Linked DNA regions of Homo sapiens: region 2 is linked to region 1. Evidence: chromatin contacts called from ENCODE Hi-C data. All regions are on one chromosome and are shown on one strand. The core of a region is the stretch at or near the end of the contact, and the rest is flanking DNA. Distances in the headings are between cores, read along the strand shown.

Region 1 (4,642 bases), core at 1,341-3,840:
TCCATTCTGCACCCTGGCTTCCTCATCTGGAAAATGGGTCCATCTCGGTGATCTGGGCTGGAGACCTCGGACTCAGGGCAGTGCCAGCTGGGCCCCAAGTGGAGGTGACAGCTGGGGACCAGAAGGGGCTACCGCATAGCCGGGGAGTGAGGGGCTGGTGCTGGCCAAGGCGCCTCTGACTGACCTCTGCTCTCTCGCCAAGTACCCAGGAGATGTCCCAGAAAGAACGGCAGCTCCACTGAGATCTTGAACCTCAGAGACCCCCTCCCAGGGCTCTGACACGCGGCGTCCACGGGGTCTTCAACTCACCCGTGAAGACCCGGCACCCTCTGAGGGCAACTCCACCCCACCTTGCAGTCCCACAGCAGCTGAAGCCCAGCAGGGCTGGGGGCTGAAGACCCTCCAGCATGGCTCAGGACCTCGGAAGGGCCAGGGGAGGCGGGCTTCCTGCAGGAGATGCCGGCACTCCCCAAAGGACTCTTCAGGGTTGGGGGCGGACGTGAAGGGAGGAAACCCACTCACCCTACTTGAATTCTGAACACGCACATGGATCTCGGTTCCACCTCCCTTTACAGTCTATTTAGGTCCTGCTCCACCTTGGAGTTCTGATGCCCATGAGTGGGGCAGAAATTCCCAGCATCATGGCAGGGAAAGTCGGTGGGGCTCAAAGCTCCAGCCAAGAATGGCTCTGCATCTGCCTGGTTCTCTCTTCAATCGGGGCTTCTGTGGCCAGGACACTGGCATTTCATAAATAATTACACATTCCTTAAACTCTCACAAAGCCAAGAGGAAACAAAACCGCAATGCTGAGATTCCTGGAATGTTTTCCAGTTATCTGGGCCAAGCAGAGGCCCAGTGGGGGCTGTGCAGCGCGCTTAGCCTGGGACTGGGCCGTAGTCCCCTTTCTTGTGGCATTTTAGCTAAAAGACCTGAAAGGAAAATGAAAGGCGCTTTATGACTGTGGTGTTCGTCAGGGTCCCCAGACAATGGGGGAAGCCCATCCAATCCTCAGAGCTGGCTCGGGGCAGCCCCATGGATCTGTGCCCTGGGACTGACCTCGGGGCCAAGAGAACCCTCAAAGGCTGAGGTCACCCCGCCAGGGTCGGTTTAGGTGTGGCGCCTCCTCTGGACGCCCCTGGGATTGCCTGCGCGCCCGGCCCGGAGCTCCTGTTCCAAGCAGGGAGCATCCCTGGACCGTGCCCTCGTTCCTTTGAGGTTTTCTGTGGCACGCACCACAGTTTAATGCGACTCACCCCAGCCATGCTGGGGCTGGTTTCCTGTTACAAACACAGGCTTAGTTTTAAGATCAAACAACTGTTTGGGTTGTGGTCTGACCTCGCAGGGGATGTGGCTCAGGGCCTGGTGCAGCCTGGCCAAGGGGTGACGTCCGGTCATGCTGGCTTCATTCCCTGAGCACCGCAGCCTTCTCTGTGTCCCCTGTCCCTGCCCACCTGGCCTCCTCAAGCGTCTGTCCAGCCCAGCCCAGGTTGCGCTCAGCAGTGGCTCACTGGCCCCTCTGCCATCCTTGCCACCGATGCCCAGCCTTATTTATTTGGGGTATTTCTGGGCCATTCCACCCACTCCTCTTGAGGGCACCCAGCGTGTCCCTTGCCCTGTGTGGTCGGCGCCCATCTCTGAAGTGCGGGAAGCAGGAAGCAAGGCCTGCTGATGGGAAGGACCCACGGCTCTGGCTAGAATGGCTTTGGCCCTAAGCCAAAGCTGAGGGTGTGGGGAAGCAGGAAATCCAGTGTGGAAGCCATTTTGGACGTCAAATCAGTGGGTCAGGGACTGCTCACACAGGGTCGTCTTCTTGTGACTTTTCAGGGACTTGCTTTTACCCCCCTTCTCTGGTGAGCTTTCTAGACAAGGCTGCGACATGACATTCTCATTCTGTTTGGAGCAGGATGAAGGGTTCGTGCGTAACACTATGAGGCGTGGACGGGGCTGAGAACTGGCGCATGGCTGCCACCTGCTGTGGTGGTGACCACCGGGAGTCTCCCTCGCAGGCTGTCTGGCTCAAAAGGTGACAAAGTTCCAGCCACGGGGCCCCTGCTCAGCCCTGAGGACACCCACACTGGCACAGGGGACACTGCGGCAGTCAGGGAAGGGCACCTCCCCACGCTGGCACAGGGTCTCAGCACAGGGGACACTGCGGCACTCAGGGAAGGGCACCTCCCCACGCTGGCACAGGGTCTCAGCACAGGGGACACTGCGGCACTCAGGGAAGGGCACCTCCCCACGCTGGCACAGGGTCTCAGCGAGAGACTACGGCATTTGGGGAAGGGCCATTTTGTCATTGACTGGAACTTTCTCAAGAAAGCATTTTCCACTTGCGTTTCCATGGAGGTCGGCTTTGCTGGAAACCACAGGACCCTGCCCTCCACCAGACACACAGTGTGCAGAGGCGTGTACCCGAAAAGCAAAGTGCGGCCTCACACGGTTCTTTAATCTGGAGCCGGACTCCTGGGAAACAAACCAAACAGACGCAGGTACGTGCTCAGCTCTGCCGTTGCGGTTTGGTTCAGGACTAGGGCCGTGCAGATGCCTGGCAACAGCCGTGCCTGGGGGAGGATGTGGCGCTGGGAGCCCGCAGGCCGGGAGCAGGCGCCGGGGGAGCTTCGGCGGTTCTGGAGGGACTGGGTGTTCCCGCCAAGGCGTTGCTGGCCAGGGGCACAAAAAACAGCGCGGATGGGAAACGGAGCAGCCGCACTCTGTCCGATGAGTCCACACGTGGGCGGCTGCGTTCAGTGCTCCCTGGCACGGGGACCCCAAGCCGTAAGCCGGACACCACGTTCCCAAAGCCAGGAGGGTCATGACATGTGCGTGCGGTGTCCAAAGGCCAAACCAAGGTTGCGGTCCCTGCCAAGTAGGCAGTGATTCACACCTGGGGAAGCGATGTGATTGGCCTTCTTCTATTCAAATAATGTAAGCATAAGGGACAGAGAACGCCAGTGCTTGCGCTTGACAAATCTCTGGGCATTTTGCCAAGGGCCGAGCTCGGCTCCCCACCCCCAGCCCTGCCCCCCACGTGACAAGGCCCCATCGGCCCCCAAGTCCATCTGAGCTCACACTCACGCAACAGGCAAGCCTCCTTCCAAACGAGTACCCTTTCCAAAGCCCAAGTGGCCACTCCCCCACCATGGGGCTGGGACAGAGATGACCGTAGACCTCAAGCCGCTATGGGGACTTGGGTCACAAGGTGCCGCAATGCCCGGGTGCCCCCTGTGCCTCAGTTTCCCCATGTGGGAAATGACTCCATATTGGCAATGTGAGGCATCGAATATCTGAGACTTGGGCAGCGTCTCGTTGCCAAGTCAGGGCACTGCCAGCCGGGCCCAAATTCAAGGCGACGGCCGAGGCTTGAGGCACCACGGCCCCAGTGGTCAGCGGGGGGTCAGCGGGGGGTCAGCGGGGCAGTCAGCGGGGCCGCCATAAGATGGTGGGGCCGGTGGGGGGTTTCAGAGGCAGCTCTTCCCCTCACACTCCGATGCCGCGGAGAGAGCCCAGGGCTGCAGGTGGGGAAGGGCGTGCCTGCGTCTCCGATGGAGGTGACCTCTGGGGCTCTCCTGCTTGCTGCCCAGGTCGGACGTCCCTCTGCTGGCCCATCTCCTGCGCCACACCCACCATTCCCTTCTCACCCCCTGAAGCTCCCTCGTCCTCACAAAAGCAGCAGGGCCACTTATGCGCCGTCCTGTTTTTCTGGACACCATGACCAGGATGGGACAGGACTCGTGAACCCACACGTGAGATCACACTAAGATCCTAAAGGCTTTGCGCTTCTCCAGAGCGGCTGCTGTCTCATGCACACCCGGCCTGGTGTGCCCGCCCCACCCAGTGTGCCCATCCTGCCCAGTGAGTGTCCCCCCCGTGTGCCTGCCCTGCGTGGTGAGGGCCCCCCTCCCAGTGAGTGTCCCCCGCCCGGTGTGCCTGCCCTGCCCGGTGTGCCTGCCCTCCCGGTGTGCCCTCCCACTGGGTGTGTGCCCGCCTGGTGTGCCCTCCCCACCCCACCCCACCTGGTATGAGCGCCCAGGTCAGCCGGGCTGCAGGATTCTCAGGGAGTCCAGGCAGCCGCCCCAGCCCCTGGCAACCCCTTCTCAGCAGGCTGGACCCAGAGCCTCACAGGGGCGTCCCCAGCACTTCCTGCCCCTGGGGTTCCTCTTCCCTGATTCACCTGAACCCAGACCGCACGTGGCAGACACGTTCCTGCCCAGACCCGGACGCCTCCATCTGCTTGGACCACTGGCTTCCCTCACGCTTTGACCGTCAGAACAGACAGGTGGTTTCTTTTAAACCTGGGCCACCCCGTTTTGCCCTGTAAATGCTGTTATTTTTAAAGCAACTGAATAATGTGATTTTCCTGCTTTGCTTCACGCCAGCCCTGGGCTGCGACTCTGCTGCTGCCTGCCCTTGCCCTGCCACTCCTGCAGAGGCCTCCTCCCCACCCACAACTCACAGTGGCCACATGGGCTGGGCTTCTCACCTCGGCCACCTCCTCCCATGTCACCCATGTGATGATGACGGAGGGCCCAGGGGTGCCAGGACTCAGAGCCGGAGCCTCTGCCCTAGTGCCTGGCTCTGCGTGGGAGGTGGGGTGGCCAAGCTTCAGCTGTCTTCTCAGTGGGCCTTTGACACCACTTTGTAT
Region 2 (4,642 bases), core at 1,310-3,809, 530 kb after region 1:
GTAGGGTGGGGCAGAGCCAGGGCAGGCTGGGGTGGGCTGGGGTGGGGCAGAGCCGGGGTGGGCTGGGATGGGGGGAGTAGGGTGGGGCAGGGGGGTGGGGTGTGATGGGCCAGGGCAGGCTGGGGTGGGGTGGGGTGGGGTGTGGTGTGGTGGGCTGGGGCAGAGCCAGGGCAGGCTAAGCCTCCTCCAGAGGTGGCAAGGCCCCATGGGGAACTGCTCTGAGGCCTCGTCCAGACTTTCTCCCAAAGGTGGGGTCTACCACCTTCGCCCCAGGAGCTCTGGACCCCAAACACCTTCTTAATTCTCTTAAACCAAACAAAACCTGGGCACTAAATGATAAAACCACAGAAATGACAAAGTCACCTCCTTTCTCTCCAGCTGCCTCCGCCTTCCAGAACTTAAATGTTCTTAATTTTTAAACTTCCTGGAGCATGAACTGGGTACTGAAAGCTGCTGGGGGCCCTGGCCGGTGATGTGGGGTGGAGGGGTTCCCTCTCCAAAATGTCAGGTTTGGCACACAGAGGAAAGGGCAGCTTTGTCAGGAGCTATGGAAGCAGGGCTCTGGAACACTGGGGACCACTGTGGAATCATGGGGTTGATCAGGGACACGTGCATAGAACAGGCCGCACTCAGGAACGTGCCGAGCCCAGGGCCCGGGCCTGTCCTGCCCTCTCCAGCGCTGAGGCCGGATGGACTCAGCATGGCCAAGTGTGGGCTGTGGCGCAGATAAAGGGTGTGGAGAGACAGAGACACAGGTGCACAGAGGCAGCTCGCAGTTCCCGTTTCCCGGAGAATTCCCCTGGAAGCTGACCCCAAAAAAACACAACTCACCAGTTTATTTGGATATCGTAAAACCACAGGCTGGACGGGCGCTCCAGGGATGAATGCACCTGCCGAGAAAGGAACAGCGGTGTTGCCCATGGCAGCCCACGCAGGACAGCGTCTGCTGCGTTTCTCATGCTGCCCTTGGGATAAAAGTGAGCTTTTCTGTCTAGGCCTTCCTGGTCAGCAAGGGCACTCCATGCCTGGACTATCTCAACATCTGTCCTGACCGTAAACACCCAGCGCCACAGCACGGATGGGCAGGAACATCGGCCAGGGGCGCTCCCCGGCCAAGGAACACTTTCTGTTTTAACATCGCGCACGAGCTGGAAGGCGTCTGTGGAGGGACACTTGCTATTATAACATTGCGCACGAGCTGGAAGACATCCGTGGAGGGACACTTTCTGCTGTAACATCGCGCACCAGCTGGAAGGCGTCTGTGGAGGGACACTTGCTATTATAACATTGCGCACGAGCTGGAAGACATCCGTGGAGGGACACTTTCTGCTGTAACATCGCGCACCAGCTGGAAGGCGTTGGTGGGAAGTGGGGGTCCTCATCACCGGCCAATGCTCACCCACCTGACGGGGTTAGGGTCTGCCCTCACCAAGCACATACACCTGCCTCGGGGCCCCACCCGCCGCCCTCACCTGCCCCTGGGGCTCAGCTCCAAGGACGGGCGGATTTGGTCACAGCTGCAGCAGGACTTGCCCGGGATCTGCCTCTCTCTCTGAGTGGCTGCCACCTGATGGGCTCCCAAGGAATCAGGAGGAGCCCCAGCGAGGCCCAGCTAGAGCCACAGGCCGCAGAGGCTCAGGAACTTCCCCGTTCCCACTGGAATTGTGGCTGTACCCAGCAGCCGCTCCGCCTTCTCACTGGCCGGAGTTGTGCCCTTGCGGGCTGGAGCAAGGCACCATGGACTCTGTGGATGATTGTTTCTATTTTAAATTCTATTTAAATCTCTATTGAAAGAGTTTTTTTTTAACTGGAAAACTCAGGCATCAGAAGTACTCAAGTTTTAGAACAGGACAGGCGGTCTGAGAAGGGCTCCCCTGCCTGGCGACCTGAGGCCAGGCGAGTGAATCCCCAGGCAGCGCGTTCCTCCCAGGCTGCCAGCGAGTGCCACTATGTGGTCAGGAATTTGCGGTTGGTCCTGGCTGCGGGATTCTGCACAATTCTGGGAGAATGGAGCCCATGCTTGCCCCTAGGGCTGCCAGGAGCATCTGTCCCTAGGGCCAATTCTCCCTTCACGGTGGCCTGAGGCCAGAGGCCCGTGTCAGGGCTGAAACCTCGAGCTGACCGCCCAACCCACTCAGCTTTCGTCTCATGCAGGACATCCACCTGCAGCCTTGGTGTCCAGCTGGCACCCCAAGTCCCTGGGCCCGTGTGCCGCAGCTTCCCCTGTGTCCAGGGCTGGGTTGCCCCCTTCCTGCTGTGGGCTCAGCAGCACCTGGGAGCAAGCTCATGCAGTTCACCCAGCACTTCTGTGTGCCCAGGTGGACGGGTGGCTGTGTCAGGGGAGGCGGAGGACGGCAGGGCTGGCACAGACCCAGGCTCAAGCCCCAGCTCCAACGCCCGGCAGCCGAGTCCCAGCCCCTGAGACACGCAGTGTGGAGGAAATAGTCCTCATTGCCTGGGACCGAGCCCAGGAGCTCGCGTGGAGTGCCGAGACCTGCTGTGGGTGATAATGGCTCTGCTGCTACAGCTCAGCCGACCATCCCGACCATGTGTCAAGGGGACATCACTGAAACTCAGTAAGAATCAAAGGAAACCTCAACACCCTGGGGACCTCTCAGGAAAGTCCCCAAGAGCACAGAAACCCCCCATGAGCCTGAAAGGTCAGTGACTTCATGGAAACCCCGGTGGGAAAGTCTGCAGGGGTCTCTGGCCTCCCTAGTCTCCCAGGGGCCCCTGAGGGTCAGCAGCACCCAGACCCCGCCAGCACTGTGCACCCAAGGCAGGCTGCACAAGGGCCAGGCTGGGAGAAACCAAGATGAGGCAGTCAGAGCCCAGGGCTTCTGAATGCAGGAACAAGGCAGAGGGGAGGAGGTACGGGCTTCTAAACTGCACAGAAACCTCCATATTCACACATAGCTTGTGCTGGGCATGGGTCTAACGTCACTAGTTGCAACAATGAGGCTGGAAGATGGCTCAACAGGGACCCCTGAGGCCCCCAGAAGGCCATCACCCCTTATTCACCCTGACCATCCCCCACAGCCCACCCCACAGGAAGAAACAGTCCACCATGGCCCAGGGAGAGCCGTGTCCACATCTGCTCACAGCCTGTGCAGGGAGGCCGCTGCGGCCCAGGGACAGCCACATCCATGTTTGCTCACAGCCCGTGCAGGGAGGCCGGGGAGAGCCACATCCATGTCTGCTCACAGCCCGTGCAGGGAGGCCAGGGACAGCCACATCCATGTCTGTTCACAGCCCGTGCAGGGAGGCCACTGTGGCCCAGTGAGAGCTGCGTCCACTTCCAACAGCCACATTTGGTAGGCCCGCCTCTGCATCCTCGGGCTGTCAGTGCCATCGCTGGGCCCACGCAGCATCCTAGGGCCTTCTCACTGTCTTCGTTCTGCTCTGAGAGCTTGGAGCTGGCAGGCAGGTGGGGTGTGGGCATGTGGAGGGCGTGGGCCCAGGACCTTCCAGGAGGGGTCTCCAGGTACCCAGTCAGCCGATCCTGCTCTAGTGCCCTCTGACAAGGAGGGTGAGTGTGGGCACTGGAGAGGAAGGCCCCACATGGGCCTGTTTCAGGAGCAACTCAATCCCTGCAGAGCCCTGAGGGTCCCAGCCCTGCTGGAACCCACCACATCCAGCAGACCCCACAGGGCTCTGCTGAGCTCTATCACCCCCACCTCAGAGGCGGCACCCCTGGCCTGGGTCAGAACAGGGGGACTCAGGTGGACAGTGCAGCACAGACAAGAGACACTCAGGAGAAAGAAGGCACCTGGGCCCAGGAGGACCCTGCTGGAGGCTCCAGGAGCCTGAGGCTGGAGGCTGGGCCCAATGCGGGAAGGTCTCCGGGGATGAAGGCGGGGAGTCAGCAGTGGTGCCCAAACGGGTGACCCCAGCAACGTGACCCCAACATCAGGCGATGTGATGAAAGGTGGAGGGAGGGTCTGAGTGGGTGGGCCGCCATGGAGCTGGGGCAGCTGGAGCCCAAGGCAGCAGGCAGGTTGTGGGTGCCTCTGTTGTCAGGCTCAAGGCGGGAGACGCTCACGGCTCTGGAGGGCTCCACCACGAGGCGTCAGGATCACGCACCACACACCAATTTCACCTCCAAACAGGAGGCTCCAAACCTCACTAAGAAGTACCCAGCTAAGACGCATGAGGGCCTGAGAGATTCCGAACACGTGACTCGAGGCAGCCGGAAACCCGGGCCTGCAGGTGACACGCAGAACTCATGGCTGGACCCACTGGAAATGGAGACGGGGAAAGGATCAAGCCACCGTGTCATCTCCCCAGACCCCGTGGAACCCACCTGGGGCACAGCGAGCGCCCTTCCTGGACTGCACACAGTGAGCTCCTACTGGGCACCGCCATGAGTCCCCTCAGTTTCGTGATATGCGTTGAGAGGTGCTCACACGCCCTCCTCACGTCTACACAAGGGCCGCCAGCTCCAAAGGGCAAGGCGATGGCCCTCCCCAGGGGCCTCCCTGCAGGCACGAGGCTCCACTCCCGAGGAACACCTGCCCTTGAAGACAGGGCCCAGCAGTGACCCCAGCCCCACACCTTGTCAAGGAACAAGACCTGACGTACTTGCCAGCTGTCTTCTGCCTGGGGCCTTGGAAACACGGCCCACTTTTGGCCTTCACCAAGG

What was found. Hi-C counts contacts between places; a loop is a spot of excess contacts on that map. Pooled maps may share reads with other maps.
Region 2: a pooled map shows a loop between it and region 1 (4-fold over the local background). The contact joins two enhancer-like sites. A Hi-C loop is called at or near these places in 12 of 37 single-sample maps with no recorded cell type and 4 of 50 pooled maps.

The regions. Positions count from the first base shown.
Region 1 is chr5:956,266-960,907 of GRCh38, forward strand. No RefSeq gene overlaps it. Among named protein-coding and RNA genes, the nearest start is that of LINC02982, 39 kb to the right of the region's middle. RefSeq lists an enhancer at 4,411-4,642. Within about 2 kb of position 2,591, at least 10 of the 41 ENCODE cell types and tissues checked have a DNase peak (open chromatin) inside an H3K27ac peak, as active enhancers do.
Region 2 is chr5:1,482,597-1,487,238 of GRCh38, forward strand. It overlaps LPCAT1 (lysophosphatidylcholine acyltransferase 1), which reads right to left. Exons shown (of 14, transcript NM_024830.5): 6 at 832-890. Among named protein-coding and RNA genes, the nearest start is that of MIR6075, 26 kb to the right of the region's middle. Within about 2 kb of position 2,560, at least 3 of the 41 ENCODE cell types and tissues checked have a DNase peak (open chromatin) inside an H3K27ac peak, as active enhancers do.